Linked DNA regions of Homo sapiens: region 2 is linked to region 1. A link is a contact called in ENCODE Hi-C or POLR2A ChIA-PET data. All regions are on one chromosome and are shown on one strand. The core of a region is the stretch at or near the end of the contact, and the rest is flanking DNA. Distances in the headings are between cores, read along the strand shown.

The links. A loop is a pair of places that touch in the nucleus more often than their neighbours do. ChIA-PET counts read pairs that join two places held with the same protein, here RNA polymerase II (POLR2A). Pooled maps may share reads with other maps.
Region 2: a pooled map shows a loop between it and region 1 (3-fold over the local background). The contact joins the enhancer-like site here to the promoter of SEMA4D in region 1. A Hi-C loop is called at or near these places in 1 of 168 maps with a recorded cell type or tissue (gastrocnemius medialis) and 4 of 50 pooled maps. POLR2A ChIA-PET finds 5 or more read pairs at or near these places in 1 of 52 experiments (OCI-LY7).

Annotation. Positions count from the first base shown.
Region 1 is chr9:89,495,982-89,502,358 of GRCh38, forward strand. SEMA4D (semaphorin 4D) reads right to left here and starts at 2,132. Exons shown (of 16, transcript NM_001371194.2): 1 at 1,938-2,132. RefSeq lists silencers at 1,452-1,601, 2,032-2,221.
Region 2 is chr9:89,741,453-89,747,207 of GRCh38, forward strand. No RefSeq gene overlaps it. Among named protein-coding and RNA genes, the nearest start is that of LINC03062, 100 kb to the left of the region's middle. RefSeq lists enhancers at 1,691-1,740, 2,341-2,400. Within about 2 kb of position 2,184, at least 6 of the 41 ENCODE cell types and tissues checked have a DNase peak (open chromatin) inside an H3K27ac peak, as active enhancers do; they include OCI-LY7, where a contact is called at or near this core.

The sequences.
Region 1 (6,377 bases), core at 882-3,381:
CCCAAGCTTTGGCCTAGACACACCCGCTTGGTGTGGGGAAAGCGGCTCTAGGTAACATCTGCCTCCAGCGGTCCACATGGAGAGGACTGTCCACAAGTGGATGATGTCACCAAGGACATCTCCCTGGCCCCAGACCCACTGGATATCAAATGCAACATGGTCGCTGGTCTTGCACTCTAAACCTCAGCCCAGGACCCCAGGCACTCAGGGGGGTCTGTGCAAGGCTGCATTTTCAACAGACTCTGGGTGTGCTTCTCAGGAGGTGGGCCCCCTCCCATGGAGTCCCTCCCTTGTGCTGTGCTGCAAGACCTTGGGCTGGCATGGCAGCTGGGGCTCTGCATCCCCACGGTGGCCTTTTGCCTGTCTGCACTCTGAAATACAGCCACTGAGTTCCACCGTCTACCAACTCCTAAGCGGCCCACCCTCCTGGGACCCCAGGGCTGCTCCTGGCACCAGTGATGTGTTTCTATTTCTTTGTTTGACTCGCTGAGTGTACCACGTACACTCTTCTCAGTCTGAAGGTCTGGCCTTATGGGAGGGCAGTCTTTGCTCACAGAAACAGGCCAGTGCATCCCTCATCTTCCCACCCCAGCCTCCCTGGTGGGTATGCTGAGCCCGCCTGCTTTCTTCTTCTGGCTGACGACTACCAAGACATGATATACGCAGACACCAACTGTCAAAATGACAATCAGGGCATTATCATCTCTACCAGAATCCTGCCCCTGCACTGGCCAGAGCTGCCTGTTTCTGGGACACAGTAAACATTCCCAAATAACCTCGCCTGGGCAGCCAGCAGGCAGGCCCCAGGCCTAGGACACATATGAGGTGACAGGCCACTGGTGTCACGTCACCCCCAGGAAAGGAAACTTCCGTTCCGTGGCGCCTGGTGGATTTGAAAAGACTCAGAACAGCAGGGTGAGATGCTTGGCCCCAGGCCCCACGTCCAGCTTGGCCTTCGGGGGCCTGGCCACCCACGAGCCTGGGATGTGCTCAACACAGAGTGAGGTTTTCAAAACAAAAGCAAAGCAACTTCATGTGGAAAACCTTCCGGAAAGCAGGACCCAGCCCTCGACACCAGGCCTCATTTGACGCAAACTGCCCACTTACAGACTCCCATTCACCCACTCTCCCACCTACCCCCCAAAATACTAAGCCAGAAAATAGAGGACAACCACGAGTTCAACTCTCCTTTACACGTTTTTACTGGCATAACCCCAGTAGAGCCAGCCCCTTGCAGCTCACTAGGCGGCTGCAACAGGTGCAGCCCAAGCTAAGGCTTGTGGTTCTCCTGGGCTGTTCTAGAATAATGCAACCAAAACCCGAAAGGAAACCGAGGCCTGCAGCACTCACTGCCAAGGCGGCGACCTGACCACTGCGGCCCAACCTGCCCCACCTGTCTGAGTGCGCGGCGCCGGGTCCAGTGCACAGGGTCCGCGGCCTCCGCGACCAAAATAGAAGCCCGCGGGGGCCCGGCCAGAGCCCGGCTGGCCGGAGTGGGGCCTGACCTGGCGGGGCCGGACTGGGCGGGCCGGGGCGCGACGGGGCCTGGCCGAGCGCACCGCCCCCTCCCTGGCCCGGGTATGCAGCGCGCCCCCGCTCCCCCGCGCCCAGAGGAGCCACCTGCGCGCAGGGACTGGGGAGGCAACCGGGAAGGGGAGAAGGCCGGGGAGGGATAGCAGAGAGGTCCAGGGGGTCGGAGGGGTCCGGGTAGGTGTCTCTGGGAGGCGTCCCAGGAGGGGCCCCGGGGGGATCCAGGAAGGAGTCCAGGGGTCCGGGGATCCCAGAAGGAGGCTCCTGCAGGGGTTCGGGGAGGGCCCCGAGGGTCCGGTGAGGAGCCTAGGGGTGTGGAGTGGGGGCTCCGCGGAGGGTCCAGGCCGCCCCCAGCGCACCTGCCCGGCCCCGCGCGCCCTCCCTCCCGCGCCAGCCCGGCCGCTTACCTGCAGCGCGCGTCCTGCCCGCGGCGGCTCCCGGCCGGGCGAGTTCGGGCGCCAGGAATGGCGGCGGCGGCGGCGGCGGCAGCGGCGGGAGGCGGCCGGGCCGGGGAGGGGGTGGCGGGGAGGCCCGGCGGCGGCAGCGGCGGCTGGGATGCTGCGGCGCGCGAGAGCGCTGAGGCCGGCGCGGGGACGGAGTGCGCGGGGCGGGCGCGCAGGCCCCTCCTCCGCTCCCCCTCCCTTCCCGCCTCCTCCCCTTTCCCTTCCCCTTCCTCTCCCCCTTCTTCTCTTCCCTCCTATGGCCCCGCCCCTTTCTTCCTCCTTCCTCCTCCCTCCTCCTCGCCCCTGCTCACCTCCCTCCTTTCCCTCCCCCAACCTTTCTTTTCCTCCCTTCTCTTTTTCCTCCTCTTTCTTCACCTTCGCAACACTCTTCCACCTCTCTCCCCTTCTCCCCACTTTTGCTCCCCACTCCTTCCTCCTCACCTCCCATCTCTCTTGCCTCCCCGCCAGGCCCAGAGGGTTGTCCCTCAGCCCTGGGTTGGTCTCTGCTGAGTCAAGCACCCGTTCCCAGGACCAAGAGGTGCCCTGTCACCCTCTTCCTCACCAGCTCTCAATAGACAAGCTTGCCCCTTCTGGGGTCCTGGATGAACCCCACCCTTTCCAGGCCTCCCCCAAATCCCCCAGTTTTTTTTCACCCCCAGACCCTGGGCCAGCTCTTCTGAGAACCTGACCTGCAGTGTGCGTGAGGCACGTGGCACCCAGAACACTTGGCTGCTGACTTTGGGCAAGAATATTTCACACCAGGCTGCTCCCATTCCCCAGGGGAGGGGCTGGCACCACCTGGAGTCTTGGTTTCCCTGAACCCCCGTGCTAGCCTTTTGCCAAACGTTCATCATTTTCCACTCTGTATGGCAAATGGTCCTCCTGTGAGGCTGCTGGTGAGACTTGTTTGTGACTAGCCCATGGGTTTGGGGATCTGGGGGCCCTCAGAGATGGTGCTGCTCCATCCAGACCTCTTCCCTCTGCCCCCAGGAGAGGTGACAGGGCTCGCACAGTGACTGGCCAGGCTGGGAGGCCTATTGAGGAACACAGTCCTGAGAAGGGGACACAGTTTCTTACGGAACCAGCTAAGATTTCCCCTAAATGTGAGGAGTTGGGGAGCCCCTCTCCAGGCCAGGTGATACCTCCCTGGACTACAGACTGCTGTTGAGGGGCAGGGGCCCTGAGGCTGTTTTCCTGCTGAGCACTGGCTCTGAGAGCCAGAGTTTACAAATGAAGCCAGTCCCAGGCCCAACAGTCACAGAGTTAAAGGCCCAACAGTCTCAGAGTTCCGTTCTAGGGCCTCCTGTGGTTTCTGTGGTTCAGTGCCGGAGCTCTGAGAATAGGGCTTCGGCCCAGCAAAGGCTAAGATGGCAAAGCTGGTGTCAAGCAGGGTGGGGTGGAGCACGCACCCCCTCCTCCCTCTACGGCATGGCAGCCACCACCCTCTTGCTGAAGAATCCAGACCTGGAATCTGATAGACTCCCTTGACTCACAGCTCTGCAGTTTCCAAATAACCTCAGGCCTCAGCAAACCTCTGTACCCTGCAACATGAGGACAGTGTGGTCGTCCTGGAGGGTTTGGGGAGCACGGAGAGAGAATGGCAGGTAAAGCCCACTGCACCGTGTGCTCGGGTTCAGTGCTGGTGACTATTACAGGAAAAACTAGAGAAGTCTTTTCCAAGCTCTTTTCCAATTGTAGGGGTCCATGAATCCATGTTCCACATCCCATTTGGATTGAAACATAATGGGAACGGATTAGGACAGAACTGGTTTAACAGCATTCTATACCCAAGGAGGGATGCACGCTTAGGATCTACACATGCAAGCATTGCACTGATTGGGGTGGGGTGGGGGGACTCTCTTTTATTCCTCACTAGTCAGACACATCTAGAATACCATGCCCTTGCTTGGTGTCTAAGGCAGCCAGCAGTATCCCGTGGGAGGGGAGTTGACCCACCGGGAGTCTTCAGCCTAGAAAATCAATGTGTGGAGCACAAGACAGAAGAACCCCAATATGTGCAAAACTGTCCCGGGAAGAAGGATTACTCTGTGGTGTTATGAAGGGCAGAATGAGGACAGATGGGTGGAAATTAGATGAGAAAGTGGATTCCTGCCTATCGTGGGCGCTTTCTGACAGACCTCACTGTGGAAGAGCCGGCTGCCCCTACAGGAGCGTGCCCTTCACAGCCAGCGTCTAGACAGGCCTGGGGCCACCTTGGGAACACACTGCAGGGAGGGGACCAGCAGCAGAGGGGTATGCTTCTCAACAACTGCTGAATTCTCTCCTGGCTTTTAGACCCACATGCTCAGAATCTAATAGAGGGCAGCCCAGGGCAAAGAAGAGACTTTGCATGGCTGTCCTGGGGCCCACACTTCTGGCATCATGACCTTCCAGAATACTGTCCTCTCTAGCCTGTTTCCTAATGCATACAGAAGAACATGAGAGAATTCAGTAAAAACTCCAAAAAGCTTTCCGCAATGCCCAGGCTGCGAACACAAGGGCTTCTTTGCACCGTGCTTATATAAAATTGCCCCCAAACATGTTTATTGCATTCATGAAGGAGACAGGACTCTTAGTTGTAAGTGATAGAACTTCAGCCCATACTATTGGCTCACTTGCATCCAAAGATGCCCCAAGTACCATTAGAACCGGGACTTGGATGCCATTATTAGGTCTTCCTCTTCCCTCCTCTCTGACCTTCTTCCCTGTTCCCTTCTCTCAGCATGATTGCCTATGTCTCCCAAAGTGACCAAGCTTGCCTTTTTATTCTTGTTTCACACTCTGTCGTGGGACATTTCAAACATAGATATAAAAGTAGCAGGCTGGGTGCAGTGGCTCACGCCTGTAATCCCAACACTTTGGGAGGCTGAGGCAGGCGGATCACCTGAGGTCAGGAGTTCGAGACCAGCCTTGCCAACATGGTGAAACCCCGTCTCTACTAAAAATACAAAAATTAGGTGGGCATGGTGGCACAAACCTGTAATCCCAGCTACTCAGGAGGCTGAGGCAGGAGAATCACTTGAACCCGGGAGGCGGAGGTTGCAGTGAGCCAAGATCATATACCACTGCACTCCAGCTTGGGCGACAGAGCAAAACTCAGTCTCAAAAAATAAAAATAAAAGTAGCTAAATGAACTCCAATCTTGCCTTACCTCTCACCCCCTTACTTTCCCCTCCAATATTAAGTTCAAGCATATCAAAGATCATATTAACCAATCTATTTCCTAGTTTCCCCAGAAATGCCAAGTGTTTGGATACTGAGACCATGCTTTGCAAAGTTTCTCTGCATTTCCCAGCCAGAATGTTGACACCATCTATATGCATATGAGCATAGTAACTGGATTGATAATAGTTAAGTCCCATATGAGAAAAAAACTCAAGTATGGCAGCACAAATAATACTCAGCTTCCAACACGGCCCAGGTGGATATGAGGAGAGAGGATCCTCTGCTTCCACTTTGCAGTGCAGGAGGGAACAGGCACGTAGTGGGCTGGGAGCCGTTTCCAGATCGCCCAGTGTGGAGCCTTACGCAGTGGAGGAGGTGTCTTCAGAAAGAGTCGGCCTGCCGCCTCTCACCTGTAGTGGCATGCAGAGTGTCCAGGCTAAGCTTAGAGAGAGAGTCAGCACAGCAAGTGGAGAAACGGGGTCCTCTGAGGGACTGTGGGAAGGTTGGCTCTGGGACCTGCCAGCAGCTTCTAGAAAAGTCCGGGGAGATGTCCTTTGAATGTGACCACACTCTGCAGAGACGTGGGTGAGCCACACCTCCACTGTTACCATGCAGTGGCTGCCAAGACCATGCTGTGACTCCTACTCCTAGCTCTGTTCCTCCCCGCACCCCAGAAAAGGCTGGTAAGAGTGTGGCCTTCCTGGCCAGCCTCTCCAAAATAGAGAGTCCACACCGGTCTCTGTCAGGCACCCTGATTGTTAGAACATGTCAATGAAGGAAGCCGAAAGGGATTTTGAAGGCTCTGAGATCCCCAGGCACCTCTAGCACCCTCATATGTCCTTACTGCCACTGAGACCCCCACAGGACCCACAGAGCTCTTTTTGTTAAAGCCACACTTGGAAACGTGGGGTCACACCAGCAGAAGCATAGAAATGAAGGCCGTGCTGAGATGTTATCATTGCTCTGTGCTCCTGCACAGCGTTCAACTGTCAAACCACTAAGTGCTAGATAAATCTGGTGAAGGGGTGTAATCCATTTTTGGTGCACACACTCATGGCAGCACTTCCCACATCACTGAACATGCAGAATGGTTTACCAAGCCATCCTTCGTCATACTGGGGAGTGTACAGGATGCTGATGTGGCCCCATCTGACCATTGATCTAATCAGTGCTGGTGTCTGCTGGATTAGACTTGCCCCAGCAAGTGAACTTGCCCCAGCAATGCCTTTCTGACCTTTA
Region 2 (5,755 bases), core at 934-3,433, 250 kb after region 1:
AGATGGTCTCGATCTCCTGATGTTGTGGTACACCCGCCTCAGCCTCCCAAAGTGCTGAGATTACAGGCGTGAGCCAAGGTGCCTGGCCACAACACGGATGAATCTTTTTTTTTTTTTTCTCTTTTTTTTTTAGAGACGGAGTTTCGCTCTTTCTCCCAGGCTGGACTGCAGTGGTGCTGTCTCGGCTCACTGTAAGCTCCGCCTCCCGGGTTCATGCCATTCTCCTGCCTCAGCCTCCCGAGTAGCTGGGATTACAGGCGCCCGCCACCGCGCCCGGCTAATTTTTTGTATTTTTAGTAGAGACGGGGTTTCACCGTGTTAGCCAAGATGGTCTCGATCTCCTGACCTCGTGATCCGCCCGCCTCGGCCTCCCAAAGTGCTGGGATTACAGGCTTGAGCCACCGCGCCTGGCCACGGATGAATCTTAAGGATGTTATGTTAAGTGAAGCAAGCCAGGCCCCCAAATGCTCCGACATACCGTGAAACACAACTGAGGGGTAAGAAAGAACAAACTATTGATCCCTGCGACAACTTGAATGAGCCTCCAAGGCATTAGGGTGAAAGAAGGCAATCTCAAAAGGCTACACATCCATGTATATGACATTCCTGAAAAGGTGACCTAGGGAGAAAGAGTAGATTGGTAGTTGTAAGCGGTTGGGGTGGGGGAGGTTGTGAATATAAAGGGGAGGTACAGGGAGTTTTCTTGGGGGATAGAACATCTCTGTATCCCAGTTGCAGTGGTGGTTACACAATCTATACATGTCTTAAAGCTCATAGAACAGTACACTGAAATAGTTATTTTTATTATTTATTAATTGAAAAAGGACAAAAGAGGTAAAATGACTCTATCAATTCAATTGAGATGTCATTATTTTTATTTTTATATTTATTTATTTATTTATTTGAGATGGAGAATTGCTCTACAAGGCTGGAGTGCAGTGGTGAGATCTCGGCTCACTGCAACTTCTGCCTCCCAGATTCAAGCGATTCTCCAGCCTCAGCCTCCCGAGTAGCTGGGACTACAAGTGCGTGCCACCACACCCAGCTAATTTTTCTATTTTTAGTAGAGATGAGGTATCACCATGTTGGCCAGGCTGGTCTCAAACTCCTGAACTCAGGTGATCTGCCCGCCTCGGCCTCCCAAAATGCTGGGATTACAGGCATGAGCCATTGCACCCAGCCTTGAAATGTCTTTAAAAATACCTTTACCTTTAGTCAGATACCTAAAGGATAAAAACTGTATGATTCCACTTATTTGAGGTAGCTAGTGTCCCAGCTACAATCAAATTCGTAGAAGCAGAAAGTAGGATGGTGGTTGCCAGGGGCTGGGGTTGGGGGCTGGGGAGTTGTCTAATGGGGATAGTTTCAGTTTTGCAAGATGCAAACGTTTTGAAGATGGAGGGTGGTGATGGTTGCACAACAGTGTGAATGTTCTTAATGCCACTGAACTGTACGCTGAACAACGAATTAAGACAGTAAATTTTATGTTGTGCATATTTTACTACAATAAAAACCAGCTAGGCTGCTGGCCAGCATGTCCATCAGCGCCGTGGGTGGTGGCTCCTGAGGGTGGGGTGCAGTCTCCCTCATCTACCCAACACCTGCAGGCACCTGGCCTGGGATACCTCATTCCTGGCCAGGTATCACATCATCCTCACATGTCTTTGGCCTTGGGAGCCTGGCTTGCCTGGTGACCAGGGGCTTTGCTGTGATCCTGATGGCTGCTGAGAAGGTCTCTCTCTTACCAAACCAGAAGAAAGACATCCTTTATGGCAAATAGCACCGTGAAAACAGCTGGGCCTACAAGGGTTGTGGCAGCAGCTTCTGCCTGAGAAACCGCGGCCGGGTCGTTGTGGCCTCAGGGAGTCCAGGCCTCTGCTTGCTTGGTGGGACTCAGTCCCAGCTGTGGGTTGCTATCACTGCAGCTGTCTGCTCTCATTTTGCATTTTTGTTCATCTGGAGCCCTCCCCACCTCACCTGCAGAGCCCAGGAGGTGGCACACTCTGGGAGGTCCCAGGCAGAAGAGCTGGCTTAGGGTGGTGGGTGCCCCATTGCCTGGGATTTGAGAACCTGCCCCTTTGGTTTTTATAATTAGATTTCTAACAGGATCCAAGTGAAACCACAACCCAAACCCTAAGCTGTGAACCCAGCAGCTTTTCTGAGCACACCCCTCCCCTTACACACATCACAGGCCTGGGACCGTGGCCTCCAGGCTCGGGGAGACTATAGACCTTTGTTTGCTTCCTTTCAGGGCTTGAGGCGGTTTTTCTTCCCCTCCCCAGTCTTGCAGATTCTTTTGAAAACCCCAGAGTCCCACTTTCAACTCCTTCTTCTGGTCTCTGATAAAAGGCATGCTAAGAATCACTTCTAACAGTTTCAGTGAGAGCTAAGAAAGCTGTCTGCAAAGACAGGACATCAAAGCACAGAGCTCAGGTGTGCTCTGGCTGGCCTGAGACAGCCCTGTGGCGGGAGGGAGCGTCTGCAGCCTCCAAACTGGCCCTGCTGCCCCCAGGGGTCCCAGACTTCCCTGGCTGCAGCCCCTGCCCTGGGCCTCCTGGCTACTGCCCGTCTGTACCTAGCCTTCTGGCAGGAGCCAGAGAGCTGACTGCCAGGAAAAGCCACAGCGAACCCTGCAAATTGCCCAGATACCTGGAGACAACATCTTAATTGCCCTGTGAAGAGCTGCCTGGCTGGAGAGTCCCTTTCTGTGGGTAGGCAAGGTTTGAACTTCAAAGAGGTTCTCGCCTGGTTCACAATGTTTACAGCAGCTCCAGGAGTGACAGAATAATTTTGGTGTCCTTGGAGAGAGTTGCCTGGCAGGGCTTCTATGTCTGCTGTGGTCTAAGAGCCTCAGGGGGACCACGATTTGTGGGACTCACCACAGACAGCCCTACTGTCCCGGGAATGCCGCCGGCTCTGCTTTTATGGTGTCTTTGACTCCAGCTCTAGGCTCTGGGCATCCACCATGGGGTGGGGCCAGGGTATGGGCTGGCCGGGGGCTAAGTTCACTGACCGTGGCCAGCCCGGTCCTGGGCATGTGAGGATCACCACCTATGTGTCTCATTCCAGAGTTTCATGGTTGGGGGCTCTGGTGGGGTGACAGGTGATTTATCAATTTATTTCCATCTTCTCGACTCTAGCCTCCTTGCAGGAAGGGGGTGGGTTTGGAATCATCCCCTCACTCCTCAGTCATCACCCAGGGCAGTCCCTTACATACCTCAGCTTAGGCCTGGCTGCTGAGAGTGTGTGTGATGGTGGATCATGCCTGCTGGAGAAATGCAGGCCTGGATCTTCCTGTTGCAGATGGATCCACTGTTCCAGTGTCACTACCTAGCCCATGCTTCACGGCATAAAGCAATGCCTATTTCCCTGGGCTCATGTGTTCTGTGAGTCAGGTGTTCAGGCAGGGCTGCTGGAAAGCTCACCCAGAGGGGTGACTCCATAGCTGGGGCATGCAAACACCTGGGTGTGTTCTATCTGCGGGCTCAGGGCTGGGCTGGAAGCTCTGCAAGGCTAGGCTTAGCTGGGCAGCTGCCTGGAGCACTTCTGTGTGGCTTGAGCTTCCTTACAGCATGGTGGCCTCAGGGCAGACTTCCTCTATGGAGGCCCAGCACTTCAGAATGGGTGTTGGTGGAAAAGTTAGAAGCTGTGTGGCCCCTAGGATGCCGCATAAAAGCCCAGCTTCTACCTTTCTACCTTGGCCAATCCCCAAGGATTGCTTTTATCATATGCCCTTGGTGGAAGCAGCAGGCCATCCCAGATTCCAGGGAAAGCCCATAGACCCCACTCTCAGTGGGGGAGGGCCAGACACCACATTGACATGTGTGCTTATCCCATGAGGAAAACATTTATATTTGTTTTATTTTTATTCCTCAAAATAGACCCTTGAGTTGTGGATAGACAACTTAAATGCAAATCAGGAAACCTGAGTCCTGGTGTCAGAACCCCGGGAAGTTAATGAAGTGTGGTAGGCCACAGACACGCTCAGCCTCAGTTTCCTTATCTTAGTAGTGAGGGTGCCATCATGGTAGTTTAATGTGCTGCCTGCAGAGAAAGTGCTTAGGGAGGAGGTGAGGACTGTCTCACACCAGTCCACTCCCCTGGGGGACACGGGGGCTCTGGGCACCCTCTGCCTCATGCCCACAACTCCTGCAGAAATTGCTCCTGATCTAGGTGTGAGGATTGTGGGGGGCCTGGGTGGAGCCGGCTGCACTGATGGAAAGTTGCTGCTGGGGAGAGTCACTCTAGGCTTCATTCAACTGTGACGTGAATGTCAGCCTGGGCTCTTTCAGCTGGGATGGAGAAACAGCTGTTCTCAACACGGATGAGGCCCCAGCCTTGGCCCTGCCAAGCCAATGGGCTGTGTGGCCCTGGGCCAAGGACATAGCTCTAGGATTTGTCTGGTCCTCGTGGTGCTTCACCATGAGAGCAGGGGAGGGTGGCAGTGAGACTTCTCTGGATGATAGAGAGGAGAGAATGGGAGGGCGGCATGCACCCAAAGAGATGGCTCCATCATGGAGCAAGGGACACGCTGCCTGGAGGCCACAGCCAGAGGAGCATCCTGGCTCCCAAGGATGGAGAACCAATGCCTGTCTGCAGGCTTGGCAATCGCCTCAAAGAAGTCCCAGGGCCTGATCAGAGAGACTCAGTGCTAAAGGGATGCAGGGCCTGGTCTCGGTGCTGCATGAGGAGGGCTAGCTGTCCACCATGGTCAGCCCAGCTGCCAGCCCTCCCCAGGTCTGGCCTGACAGATAGAGAATCTGGAGCTACAAGTGGGAGGGGGTGCCACCCGTGCAATCAGATGTCTGGCCCACTTCCAATGCCAATGTGATTTTATTGTTTTCTTGGTGGTTTGCTTGGGAAGGGGTTGTGGATGCCACAGGCACTGGGAAAGGCAGCTCTGGGAGAAGGCAAGGCAGGGTTTTGCCAGCCAGCCTCAGGCCCCTCATCCAAGAACTGAGGGAGGCTGGGACCCTTCAGAGGGCAGGATTGTGGATTTGGTATCACCTGCTTTCCCAGTTTTCAGCAGAGAGCTGACAGGCAGGGGCTGACCGCACGCGCCTCTCCTGCTGCTGGAGGGAGCGGAGAACAGACTGTCCACTCACTCCAAGCCCAAGTGGCTGCTGTGCTGCCCGCTGGACCTCCAGAATCCTTCTCTGCACCGCACATGAGATGCACCAGTGTTGGGGCCCTGGCCTTTCCTAACACGATTTGACCTTTTGTACCTCCAGGTCTCTGCATGTGCTGACTCCTGGAATTCCCACCAACAAACCGTTTCTCCACCAAAACACCAGAGCAATCCCTCCCCGAAGCCTGTCCTAGGAGGGCTCATTGCTGGCTCAGATACTGGGCAGGGCCCTGCTCCCCCGCTGTGGGCCTTGGCCATCTGATGTCCGTGTGTGCGTACATACAGAGATTTCTCATGGGAATTGGCTTATGTGATTATAGAGGCTGAGAAGTCTCACAATCTGCCATCTGCAAGCCAGAGACCCAGGCCAGCTGATGATGTAATTCCAGTCTAAGTTTGCAAGCCTGAGAACCGGCAGTGCCGGCGTCCAAGGGCAGGAGAAGATGCATATCCCAGCTTAAGCAGAGAGAGCACATTAAGTGTACTCTGCTTTTTGTTCTGTCTTGGCCCTCCATGGACTAGATGGTGCCCACCTGCATTGGTCCACTTCTTTAGTCAGTCTACTGATTCACATGCTAATCTCTTCTGGAAATTTTCAAACAGACACACCTAGAAATACTGTTTTAC